Regions from separate parts of the Homo sapiens genome. Here regions 1 and 3 are each linked to region 2. The links are chromatin contacts, found by Hi-C or POLR2A ChIA-PET in ENCODE. All regions are on one chromosome and are shown on one strand. The core of a region is the stretch at or near the end of the contact, and the rest is flanking DNA. Distances in the headings are between cores, read along the strand shown. Region 1 holds the start of LRIG2-DT (LRIG2 divergent transcript). Region 2 holds the start of MOV10 (Mov10 RNA helicase). Region 3 holds the start of LINC02884 (long intergenic non-protein coding RNA 2884).

Region 1 (3,777 bases), core at 282-2,781, 400 kb before region 2:
CTGGCCCATTGATGACTCTTTCTTAACGACTCCATCAGAAATCTGTCAGTTAATAAACGTGCTGCTCAGTTAGTGACGAGAAATAACTGTATGTTAGTGGTTAAGAAGCCCCATAATTGCAGCATTTAATACCTGCTGTTGTTCCTAATACCACCAGGCTGACTCAGACTAAGGAGCCCTCCAAGTTCCACTGTCTAATAAAGACCTGTCAAAGTGAAAACTCAACAGTGGAAACTCCAGAATTCATTCAACCGTTGTACCTGCTTTACCTACATAAATAAGCAGAACTGATTTTTGGGTTCTTTGCCACAAGAAGATGCGCTGAAAACAAAGCATCAAATGGTTCTGCAAAAAATACTCCTCCTCTTTACAGTGAAGTTTAAATTAGATCAAGAATGCTACTTACAAAGATATTCTGAATTACAGGATCTCCTGATTCATCATAATGAACTTTTCAACCCTGTTAAGTATCAAAACTGCAGCACAAAATCAGCCAACATGCGAACTAAGGACTAAAGACAGTTCATAGGTCTTTGGCGATTGTGATTATAAAATCACGTGCCTGAGGACCACTAAGTCTGAGGTACACACCAAATCATGCAGCTCAAGATAAGCAGAAAGCACTGTTCCGTGCTCAACCCACCCCCCGCCCCACCAACCATCCAAAGTCAATGCTGGTGCCCAGGACCCGTGAGTCCTTACCATTAAATATGCCCGCCCCATTTCCTCCCCAGTTGAGGAAATCACAGACTCCTTGGCCCCAAGAATCTTAACCCTCGTCTTCATACAATTCTCCAGAAACCTTAACACCGGCTTTTTTAGGCTCCCACCACCTAAAACAAAGTTCATAAAATCCTGACGGCAGTTTCCTTCAGAGCTTAGGCTCTCGACCACACCCTCCGACCAGGCCTGTCTCCCTCCTGCCTGCCCCCTGTAGAGGGAAGGCTCCCCCTCCTTTTGGTCACTCTGCCTGGCCGCTCTACTCACAGGATAGCGGTGTCGGGGGGCAGCAAGCCCGACAGCGCCCTCCAGCTCGGTGCGGGCAATTTCCTGCGACTGCAGTCCAGGAGAGGAATGCGGCAGGAGCAGGGCGCGGGGCAGAGACCTGCTCCGGCGGCGGGCAACAGGAGGAGAGCGGTCTGGGCAATGAAGAGTAACCGAGAAAGCACTCTAGATCGACACCCCAGCAACTGCTCCTCCGGGACGCCTAGGGGCGCCGGCGCCATTTTCCCCCTCGACCTGGACGTGGCCTAGAAGAGCTGCCTGCTAGAAAAGGAGGATCGGCGGAGAAGCTCAGCAGAGATGCTCGGTGGCTGCACTGTCTCCCGAAGCCCCGGCTGAAGGCTGTACCATCTAAAGGCATGCAAGGAGCAGACGCAGCGCGACAGCGGGGTCGACGGCCTGGGACACACGGCCTGACGGACACCTCTCGTCCGCCCCTCCCCACGGCGCAACGTCCTCACGCACAGGGGCCAGCCAATCGGTGCCATAAGATGAGGTTGCGCCCGGGGCGGAACTCAGTGAGGGGCGGGGCCAGACGCAGCCGAGTATCTTGAGGAGAAGGACTTTAAAGCGTTCAGGGATTTTAGCTGCCGCTGTGGAGTTCCGCCGCTGTTCTTCCGCTGGAGGGCGCAGTAGTTCCTTAAGAGGGAATGGTGCGGCGAATAGCTGTGAGTTCAAAGTCCTGACTACAGGTATATCTACTGTAGTAGAAAAGGATCTTTTATTTGCTCTGGGCTTTAAGAAAGGGGAGTGGCAGAAGGGCTGCCTTCCAAGTCGCACACACGAATGGGTCACGGGAGCTTCTATCCTGGCTTTGGCCAGATCGGCCTCCAGAGCCGAGCTCGAGCCTCTTCTGCCCCCTGCTGCTTGGCTGTAGCCCCTGCTCTTCTGCAAGTAGGCGGCAACTGCCATTTGCATAAGATCAATATCACTCTCTGTTAATGGCCTTGTAAGCTCCTGAAGGCAGAGGCCCTGTTTCTTCATCGGTGCACCTCCACCTTTTGTTCTAGCTTGGAGTTCAATAAATTTTGGTGGGACTGCACCTGCATGTCTATATAAAGGAAATACCCTTCTCTTTGGAGGGATGCTGTCAAGGTCACTCTCAGAAAAGCAAGCGAGACAAGAGGGTGTTGAGCAGTCAACAAAGCAAAGACTGGATGTGAGGAAATTTATTTCTCCTAAAGCAGAGGCTATGGAAAACTTACTAGGAACAGTGAAGTCTGGCCATCTTATGCTCATTCAGCCATCCAAGGTTGTAAATAAGACTTTGAGAATAATAGTGATGGTTCACTTATACGTAGTGAACTTTTCAAAGGGCGTTTGCATCTGTTATCTTGTTTGCTCCTTCAGTGACTGTGACATTGGCAAGACAATTATTGCTGATGATGCAACAAGCCCCAAGAGGTTAAACCAAGTTACTCTTGAGGCAGGGGCAGGTTCGACATTAACATGGGTTTTCTGACATAAATTGAAAATCTGAGCAGGTTAAAAAGAATGATAATGCCTAGGTTAGGGTTCTCATAGAAAGTAACTGAAAGCAATCTTTCCCATGGCAGATTATGGAGTCATAATTATGTTTTTAAAAACCTTTTTCTGTTTTTTTTTTTTAATATTGAAGTATATATTGGAAACAAGGCCATATCCAATGCTACAGTCCAAACCAAACTTTTAAAGCCAAGACAGCGGAATGAAACTTACTCTTAGCCTTCTTCCCTTAGCTGTTGAGCAGACTTAACAAACTCTGGTAAGAAATCCGGCATAGGCAGGAACCTTACAAAAAAAAAAAGGAGGCAGTTTAGTTCCTTTCTACATTATAGTTTCAGAGCTTTCCTATGAAACTATACCAAATGGGGCCATTAGAAATTAATGCTCTCTAACCTGTATCCTCCGCAGTAAGTGGCTCACTGCAATCTCTGCCTGCCGTATTCAAGCGATTCTCCTGCCTCAGCCTGCCTAGTAGCTGGGACTACAGGTGTGCACCACCATGCCCGGCTAATTTTTGTATTTTTAGTAGAGACGGGGTTTTGCCTTTTTGGCCAGGCTGGTCTCGAACTCCTGACCTCAGGTGATCCACCCACCTCGGGCTCTCAAAGTGCTGGGATTACAGGCATGAGCCACTGTGACTGGCCACAAATACACGTTTTTTTTGTTTTTTTTGTTTTTTTTGTTTTTTTTTTGAGACAAAATTTCATTATTGTTGCCCAGGCTGGAGTGCAATGGCACAATCTCGGCTCACCGCAACCTCCGCCTCCTGGATTCAAGCGATTCTCCTGCCTCAGCCTCCTGAGTAGCTGGGATTACAGTCATGCGCCACCACGCCCAGCTAATTTTGTAGTTTTAGTAGAGATGGGGTTTCTCCATGTTGGTCAGGCTGGTCTCGAACTCCCAACCTTAGGTGATCCGCCCGCCTCGGCCTCCCAGAGTGCTGGGATTTCAAGCATGAGCCACCACACCCAGCCGCAAATATGTGTTTTTTTTTTTTTTTTTTAATTTATTTTTTTATTGATAATTCTTGGGTGTTTCTCACAGAGGGGGATTTGGCAGGGTCATGGGACAATAGTGGAGGGAAGGTCAGCAGATAAACAAGTGAACAAAGGTCTCTGGTTTTCCTAGGCAGAGGACCCTGCGGCCTTCCGCAGTGTTTGTGTCCCTGGGTACTTGAGATTAGGGAGTGGTGATGACTCTTAACGAGCATGCTGCCTTCAAGCATCTGTTTAACAAAGCACATCTTGCACCGCCCTTAATCCATTTAACCCTGAGTGGACACAGCACATG
Region 2 (4,099 bases), core at 273-2,772:
GTGTCCAGCATGGTGACATAAAACAGGGCCTCATCATCTTTGCCCCTTCTCAGATGTTGTTCAAGCCTGTTAATATCCCTCTCCAAATGTGATAACCATTAGTGAAAACGATATTCCAGACACGATTTCACCAATATGGAGAGTCTCTACCCTTTTCCCCCACCCCAAATCACACTTCTGTTAGCTCAATCTTAGACTTCAGCTGTTTTAGCAGCCATATCTCACCCATACTGGCCCTCTGGTCTGCTAAAACCCAAGGTCTTTTTCGGGAGGTCTGTTATTAAGCCCAGATTCCCACTACCTTATGTTTATTTGTACAAGTCTTTACGTTTACCCTTGTTAAACTGCTTCTTGGTTTTCCACGCAAGGCAGCAGCCTGTTGATAAACGTGTTTTTGAAGCACAATTCTGTGGTGTGACAGAAGACTCTTTGATTTTCACTTGGGTGGTAGCAGGAAAAGGAGACCAAAGAGCCTTCAGCCACAGGGTGAAAGGGAGCCTCCAGAAGGCTGGCTCTGCCCCTGGGTCTCCATGGAGAAGCCACAGGTGCTAATGGAGGTTTGGTACGCACGTAGTTTGTGCCCTTTTCTTCTTTCCAGAGCTTCCTGAGCTTCTCCCTTCTACCCTGGGCCTCTTCAGTTCTCCCAGATAGCGGACCCCCGAGGCAGCAGCGCCTCAACAAGGTGGCAGAGGTCCCTGTAAAGCCCGCGCTCGGGCTCGCAGCCCCCAACAGGCAGCCTCTAACCCGCGCTCCCGCGATGCCTGGGCCCCCTCTGGAGGCTCCCCTCCCCCACCGCGAGCGCTGTCCCTCAGCCCCCGCGAGCGGCGCATGGACGCGGGACGCAGCTCCCGGCCCCGGGTTCCGGCCTCCGGGGGCGCGGGCAGCGCGGGAGGCTCTCCGCGGCGACTTGGCGCAGGGGCCCAGCTCGGGCAGAACTGGCGGGCTCCGGGCGGCGCTGGTGGGGCGTGGGCGAGGCGCGGGAGGGGAGGTCTGCGCCGCCCCGGGACTGGCCTGAGCCGCTGGGGGAGCTGCGTCCCTCTGCGCCCCGGGGCGGGAAAGGTGGCCCTCGCGCGGGGGTCGTGGCAGCAAGCTGGGCCCGCGATTCGGGGCCGGGAGTGGGCCGGCCCGTACCTGATCTTGAAGTCGCGGTTATAAATGGTCCGCAGCCGCTCGCGATCTGTCTCCATGTCCAGTCCCCGAACGACCAGGAAACTCTCGAAACACTGGCCCGCCTCCCGGAGCTGCCGGCAGCTGAACTTACTGGGCATCGCGGCGGCGGCTGCGGCCCAGGCAGGAGGGTCCGTGGAAATGAAACTGAAAGTCGCCGCTGCAGCTGGAAGTTGGCGGCCCTGAGATGAGGGTGCAGCAGGAGGGAAGCCCCCTAACTCTGACCCCTGATCCTGCGGGCTCCCTTCTCCCCACCAGGCTTCCCTCCTCCGTTCTTTTCTTACCTGAGCTTTCCCTTCGGTTTCTTCGTCCTATCCCCTCCCCCTCTTCGCATTAACTCTTTCCTAAAGCGTCTGACCCCTCCCTCAGGGCCCTCCCCTTACCCCAAGCTCCCTCCCCTGGCTTCTAGCCAGTATCAGAACGTGGCTACCGCTTGGGGCCCTCTGAACAGCCCGGGAGGACCTCCGAGCCTCAGCCAGGGCTACCCTCACGCCCACCCTCCAGAGCCTCGGGACTCAGTGAAAAGCAGGAGAGCAAAGGGCAGGGCTGGGATCTAGGTCGGCTGCGGCCGGAATGGGGAAGCTCATCCAGCGCCTCCCCCAGCCTTCCAGGGACGTAAACTCGGGGCGACACGCCCCCTCCCCCATTTTCCCTTCTCGGGCTTTCAGACGCACGTAGTTGGCATAAGGGTCAAAGAAGTTTGGGGAAAAGAACCCAGTGTCTCTGAGATAAAGGTGTGTACGTGTGGGAGGGAGGGACAAGGGGCTCTGCCAGGATACACAGTAATTGCTTTTCTCTGCCACATCGGCTTATGTGGAAAGGCTGGTGACCGACCCTTACCCCTGAGCCACATATTTGGGCGCTTCGTTGCATTCCAGTCTGTATTGCTCTTTAATTTTTACTGGTATATAAGGTGGACCCTTATATTCATCAAAATACTAGCATCTTGAGCGTAAGGGACTGTTGTGTTAGGCAATAATAAGTGGTTAATAGTGACAGCATCAGTACCAAGAAGAGAACTAAAAGGGCAGTGTGCTTCAGAAGACTGTATAGACAAATTTAAGGGGGTGGGGCTACAATAACAAACCTTTGTATCTATTTTTTTCCCGCAGAATGAAATGACACACACACTAGAATGGGACAAGCTAAGTTACACTACAAAGTTTTAAATCAAATACATCACTTTCAAATAAATCAAAGCTAGTGTTGTTCTCCATAGTAGCTACCAGCAGGAGGCCACACACTCAATCTACGGAATTGAAGAAAGTCCAGAACCCAGGTCATACTCCAGCTGGGCTACCCGGTACCTTCTCTCAGGCCAACAACCAAATGAAGCCAGGAATAACAGGCTTTAGCAACAGGAAATGCAATGTCAGTGGGAACCAAAGCTACGGGGATGGGTAAAATAGGGCAGAGGAAAACATCTTACAAACTTATTATGCAAAGTAGAAGAAAAAACTAGAAAAGCAGCCAAAGATTTTACCTTTTTTCTCCCTCAATGTCCTGATGAGGTTCCAGAAGAATAGAGAGGGTGAACTCTTAAAAATTGCCTTGTTACTTACCATCTCAAAAACGTACCATCAACCGTACTCAAACTGAATGTCTGGCTCCATTCTGACCAGCAAATCTAAATCCCTATTATTCTTGGATACAATCTCCCTTCTTCTCTGGTCAGGTTTATGTCTTGGATGTTCTCAAAACGTACACAAAAGTCTGCAGTATAGTAAAACCTTGGGTAAAAAGTGTGATGCTATGTGGCTTTGTTTACAATGGAACTTCTCTAAACAATTTCATCCAGAAAAATCTACTTCACATGGGGTTCTAATTGTTATTGTCAGAGCTCTTTGAATCAGAGCAACTCCATCTTCAACAGGGACTGGGTAAAATGAGACTGAGACCTATTGGACTGCATTCCCAGGAGGTTAGGCATTCTAAGTCACAGGATAAGACAGGAGGTCAGCACAAGATACATGTCATAAAGACCTTGCTGATAAAACAGGCTGCAGTAAAGAAGCTGGCTAAACCCCACCAAAACCAAGATGGTGAGGAGAGTGACCTCTGGCCGTCAGATGTGAGATTTGTTTCTGTGCTCAGAGAGCTTATATATACTCTGTGCATTTATATATACCCTATCTGTTCAAAGAAGAAATTTAAGTTAGCTCAACTTAAACTACAGGACAATCCAGCTTTGTTCATATTTACCAATCTTCCTTTGATTTTTCACATAGTAGGTAGCTGAAAAACGAGACAATGGTCACCAGCATTTGGTTTACTTGGTAGTTTTATAGAAAATTGTAAATTCACAAGTTGGCATTCAAATATTTATCATTCTTTGAGTTTGAAGAGAATATGCCAAGTTTGCCAAGCATCCCATGAACCTAGATGAGTCCAGCACCGAAGTCTTAGACTATAAAAGAGAACAGGCACTGGAACTAGGCAAGCAATAGAGGGATAACCACTGAGGCTCAGATGAAAAAAGTCTTCAGCAGTGTCATTTCAAACCAAAATATAGGAGGGAAGCCTCACAAAAAACCCTTTTCCAGATGGCTGGGAAATCTTTGCCATAGCGTACAACAGGCTGATTTCAGCAGCTTGTGGTGATAAAATAGATACAATTCAAGCAAATATTCTGCTAAGGGAGGTTAAGAAGGGGGCGGAAGGGGGAGAGGGAGTGTCTCTGGCAGACTTGGTTAAGGAGGGTTGACTTCCTCCCGACTATACAAGTAACCAAGGCCTTTAGATAGTTAAGGGGTTAAGAATTTTTTAAAAAAGTCTAAGCTAAGGAATCAATGGGATAGCAGGGGCAGGATGAGAGAGTTAATAAATTAAAAGCAAGAATGTTTCAATCTATTTGCATTACAAATAGAATGGAATGCAGCTAAATATTCCTCAAAAAGGTGGGAATTTGAACTGGCCTTGGATGGAGTACTTG
Region 3 (3,811 bases), core at 1,206-3,705, 310 kb after region 2:
ATCTGGCTTTTCACTGGGTCACAACTAGCTGTGTTCTTTTCTCCCCTAAACGAAAGCTTCAGTGACTTTAGTTAATCTCGTCTCTGTCCTGAAGTATCTGAAATATGAGCCTCTTAGACCAAAGATAGGCAGTTTAATATTATCAAAGACCATGGACGTGGGGGGGAGGAAATCAGTCAAAAGTCACTTAATAAGCCACCTTAATTGAAGTGGTTTTGTCTCCTTAGGGAAATGTAAAATATTCAACTCAGCAGCTTAAAAATGTTTTTATTGAGATATAACTCACATATCATAAAATTTACCCTTTAAAGTTGCACATTTCAGTGATTTTTATTATATTCACAAAGTCGTGAAACCATCATCACTATCTAATTCCACCCTAAAATAAACCTTATACCCATTAAGCGGTCACTCTCCATTTTTCCCTCCTCCCAGCCCCAGGCAACCACTAGTCTACTTTCTGTTTCTATGGATTTGCCTATTCTGGCAAATTTAACATAAGAGGTATCATACAATATGTGGGCTTTAATATCTGACTTCTTTATTTAGCATAATGTTTTCAAGGTTCATCCATGTTGTGGCATGTATCAGTACTTCATTCTTTGTGGCTGAATAATATTCCATTGTGTGGATATACTTCATTTGGTTTATCCATTCATCAATTGATGAACATTTGGGTTCTTTCTACTTTTTGGAAATTATGAATGATGCTTCTATGAACATTTGAGTATGAGTTTTTATGTGGACACAAGTTTTCAATTTTCTTGGATATATACCTAGGAGTGGAATTGTTGGGTCATATGGTAACTCTTTATTTAACTTTTTGAGGAATTGCCAAACTGTTTCCCAAGGCAGCCATACTGTTTTACAGTTTTACCAACAATGCATGAGAGTTCCGATTTCTCCACATTCTTTTCAACACTTGTTATTGTCCATTTAAAAAATTATAGCCATGCTAGTGGATATAAAGTGATGTGTCATTCTGGTTTTGATTTGCATTACCCTAATGACTGATGATGTTGAACAACTTTTCATGTGCACGTTGGCTATGTGTATATTTTATTTGAAAAAATGTTTATTCAAATTCTTTGCCCTTATTTAATTGGCTTGTCTTTTTACTTTCTTTGTTATTATTATTATTTTAGAGATGGGGTCTTTCTGTGTTGCCTAGGCTGGCCTTGAACTCCTGGGCTCAAGTGATCCTTCTGCCTCAGCCTCCTGAGTAGCTGGGATTATGGGTGCTGGCTTATTTTTTCACTTTCTTGATAGTGTACTTTGAAGCACAAAATTTTTAGTTTTGATGAAGTCCAATTTATATATTTGTTTCTTTTGTTGCTTATGACCATCTGCTTTTTAAATTAAACTCAGAAATCCTAAAGCTTTTCCATTAAGCACAACAAATAATAAAACTATATATCTTAATTCCATGTTGTAGCAATTTAAGGGGGTGGAATTGACGTCAGGGAGAGGGAGAAGGTGGGGGTAGACTCTTTACTTGGACTTTAGACCTCAAAGTCTGAATGTTAGCAACTGCCTTTGAGCATTGAGCACATAATCATCAAGGATAACTAACTCTTTGGAAACTGCCTTAATCACTAAACCTTCAGTAGCTTTCTTCTGGAAGGGGTGAAGCCCCTGCTACCAAGAAGGAGCTCACTCTCTGCACTGCAGCAATGTTACCTAAGGACAAGTGAAAATGAAGATAAAGTGTCAGAAAAAGGGAAAGCTTTGCAGTCAGGCTGTTAGGAGTCTCCACTGGGTTCTCTGGAACTAGATGCTGCAACAGAGGTAGAAGTGCAAAGGGGAGGATCACCTGTGAGTGGAAAAGGGAGGAAGCAGTTTGGCCAGGAGGAGCTCTTGGCTTCTGATGCAGACTTGACAAAGCCTCTGCCAGTCTAACAGGGTGCTCTGAGCAAAAATTGCTTGTTAGAGGAGTTCCGCATTGGTAGAAGAGGGATGGGCCTTTGTACTACCACCTTGCTCAGCCATTGGCTAGGGGCTGCCTTAAGAAGAGAGTGACTGTGGCTTAAAAACTCAGGTGGTCCTTGAAGGAACTAATTGCTGGGGGCAAATAAAACCAACATTCTTGGTAGCAGGGGAGTGAGTCCTTTATTGAAGGGGCAATGTAAGCATGGCATCTCTGTGTCTGTCTACCACACAGACAAACATGAAGTTCAAATTCCAACAACATGTGACCTTAGGCAACCACTCTGCCTCAGTTTTTTCATCTGTAAAATGGAGAAAATGCTTTCCTTACAGGGTTGTGGGAGGATTAAATAAGACAAGAATGAACATAGTGCCTGATACAGCACAGGCATTCAATAAGTATTAGTTCTTCCCTTTCCCCCAGATGAAAATAAGCCAAGGGAACATTCTGTTCTGCAAACCAGTTCCCACCCTGCTCTTTCTAAACTTCATTTTCTTTCAATTTCCAGTAGGGGACCAAGCCTCTGCGGCAGTTTCCTGATCTTCTGGATATGCTGCCACGCTGTCCCAGGGCTGGTGGTGTCCCCTGACTTGTTCCTCTCCTGACTTTCTCAGCCTGGAGACTGAAAGCTCTCTTTGGCTGTTGGCCCTCCCAGGCAGAGTCCACTGGCTGTTAGGGTGAAATGGGGCTGATGCTTCCTGGAATCCACCAGAAGTATGCAAATTGCACCATCTCTTTCAGCTGCCTGCGCCTGCATTCCATCGAGGATTCCGGTAAGAAGAAACCATCCTGTTCCTCTTTCTAAGTGCCTCATTAAAGCTGGAGGACAAATTCCTCCTGCTTCTCTTGCCCTGGGAGGTGAGACAGCACCTGAATGGGAAGAGGAGGTTGTGCTCCGCGTGACATCATCCTTCATGGGGTACTCTGACCACAGGGACACTGGTGTCCAAGGCCCAGGTACTTCCTGTGTGCCTGATTCACTGGGGAGTCTCAACTCGTTGGGGTATAAACATGAAAAGATTTTATTTCTTCCAGTAACTGCCCTGGCTGTGCTGTGCCAGATCTCTCTTTCCTGCTGAGGAGCCGCTCCCTTAACGACATCTTGGTCTGGTTCCATAACTTTTCAGCCACTTTCGGTTACTATAACAGTCTCATTCCAGTAATTAAGACTCAGCCTCTTATATTTTTAAAACTTTCATTGCAAACTCGATTCAGAGCTCTTCTCTCCCCTTCCCTCCAGCACAAGTGAGAGTTGGGTCCTGGTTGTTTGGAGCAGTGGAGGGGAAGTAGGGCCTGGCTTGAAGATGCCTCACCTCCTCCCTCTTTGAGGCCTCAGCATCTGTATTTGGGCAGAGAGGAGGGATGGAGAGTAAGAGACCTCTTTACAGGAGTGTCCTTTTCCCCTTCCTGTTCTTTGTGGCTCTGTTAGATGCTGAAGATCTCACCCCACCCTCCTCCATCACTGAACACCACCCTTTCCCCCTCCTTCCCTCACACAGATGCACCTCTCTTTAGCCTCAACAGTGGTACAGGTGCCCAACGACCCTTTGTTGACTTGGCCATGGGTACCTGGGCAAACCCTCAGCTCCTGCCCTTCCACTGACTTCCGTGCATCTCCATGCAGAGCCACAGGGCCTGCAGGAATCCTCTCCCATAATCCTTCAAGGGCCCCACAGACCTGGGAAGGGAGAGCTGCCCCCATCTTCTTCCCAGTCATGCTGCCCCAGGGTCCTTCGAGCCCTGCCGGATGGGCTACTGTAGTGGGCCTCTTGCTTTCAGAATCTCCCAGACTCAGATGGATACCAGTCTCTACATTCAAGTGCAGTCCCAGCCCTCAAAGTAAGTTCATCAGGCATCCTGCTTTTCCTTCCCACAGTGGGGTAG

What was found. Hi-C counts contacts between places; a loop is a spot of excess contacts on that map. ChIA-PET counts read pairs that join two places held with the same protein, here RNA polymerase II (POLR2A). Pooled maps may share reads with other maps.
Region 1: a loop to region 2 is called in a pooled map, with 9 times the contacts of the local background. The contact joins the promoter of LRIG2-DT here to the promoter of MOV10 in region 2. A Hi-C loop is called at or near these places in 9 of 50 pooled maps. POLR2A ChIA-PET finds 5 or more read pairs at or near these places in 5 of 52 experiments (CD4-positive, alpha-beta T cell, H1, HEK293T and 2 more).
Region 3: a pooled map shows a loop between it and region 2 (7-fold over the local background). The contact joins the promoter of LINC02884 here to the promoter of MOV10 in region 2. A Hi-C loop is called at or near these places in 4 of 50 pooled maps. POLR2A ChIA-PET finds 5 or more read pairs at or near these places in 4 of 52 experiments (A549, AG04450, activated CD4-positive, alpha-beta T cell and 1 more).

What each region holds. Positions count from the first base shown.
Region 1 is chr1:113,070,856-113,074,632 of GRCh38, reverse strand. It overlaps LRIG2-DT (LRIG2 divergent transcript), which reads left to right and starts at 1,531. Exons shown (of 3, transcript NR_103777.1): 1 at 1,531-1,694. LRIG2 (leucine rich repeats and immunoglobulin like domains 2) reads right to left here and starts at 1,435. Exons shown (of 18, transcript NM_014813.3): 1 at 988-1,435. The coding sequence starts at 1,226. RefSeq lists enhancers at 266-315, 915-974, 591-1,122, 1,155-1,464, 1,123-1,656 and 1 more.
Region 2 is chr1:112,672,082-112,676,180 of GRCh38, reverse strand. It overlaps MOV10 (Mov10 RNA helicase), which reads right to left and starts at 1,522. Exons shown (of 21, transcript NM_001321324.2): 1 at 1,452-1,522; 2 at 1,132-1,333. The coding sequence starts at 1,268. RefSeq lists a silencer at 722-1,121.
Region 3 is chr1:112,359,251-112,363,061 of GRCh38, reverse strand. It overlaps LINC02884 (long intergenic non-protein coding RNA 2884), which reads left to right and starts at 2,455. Exons shown (of 2, transcript NR_183466.1): 1 at 2,455-2,700.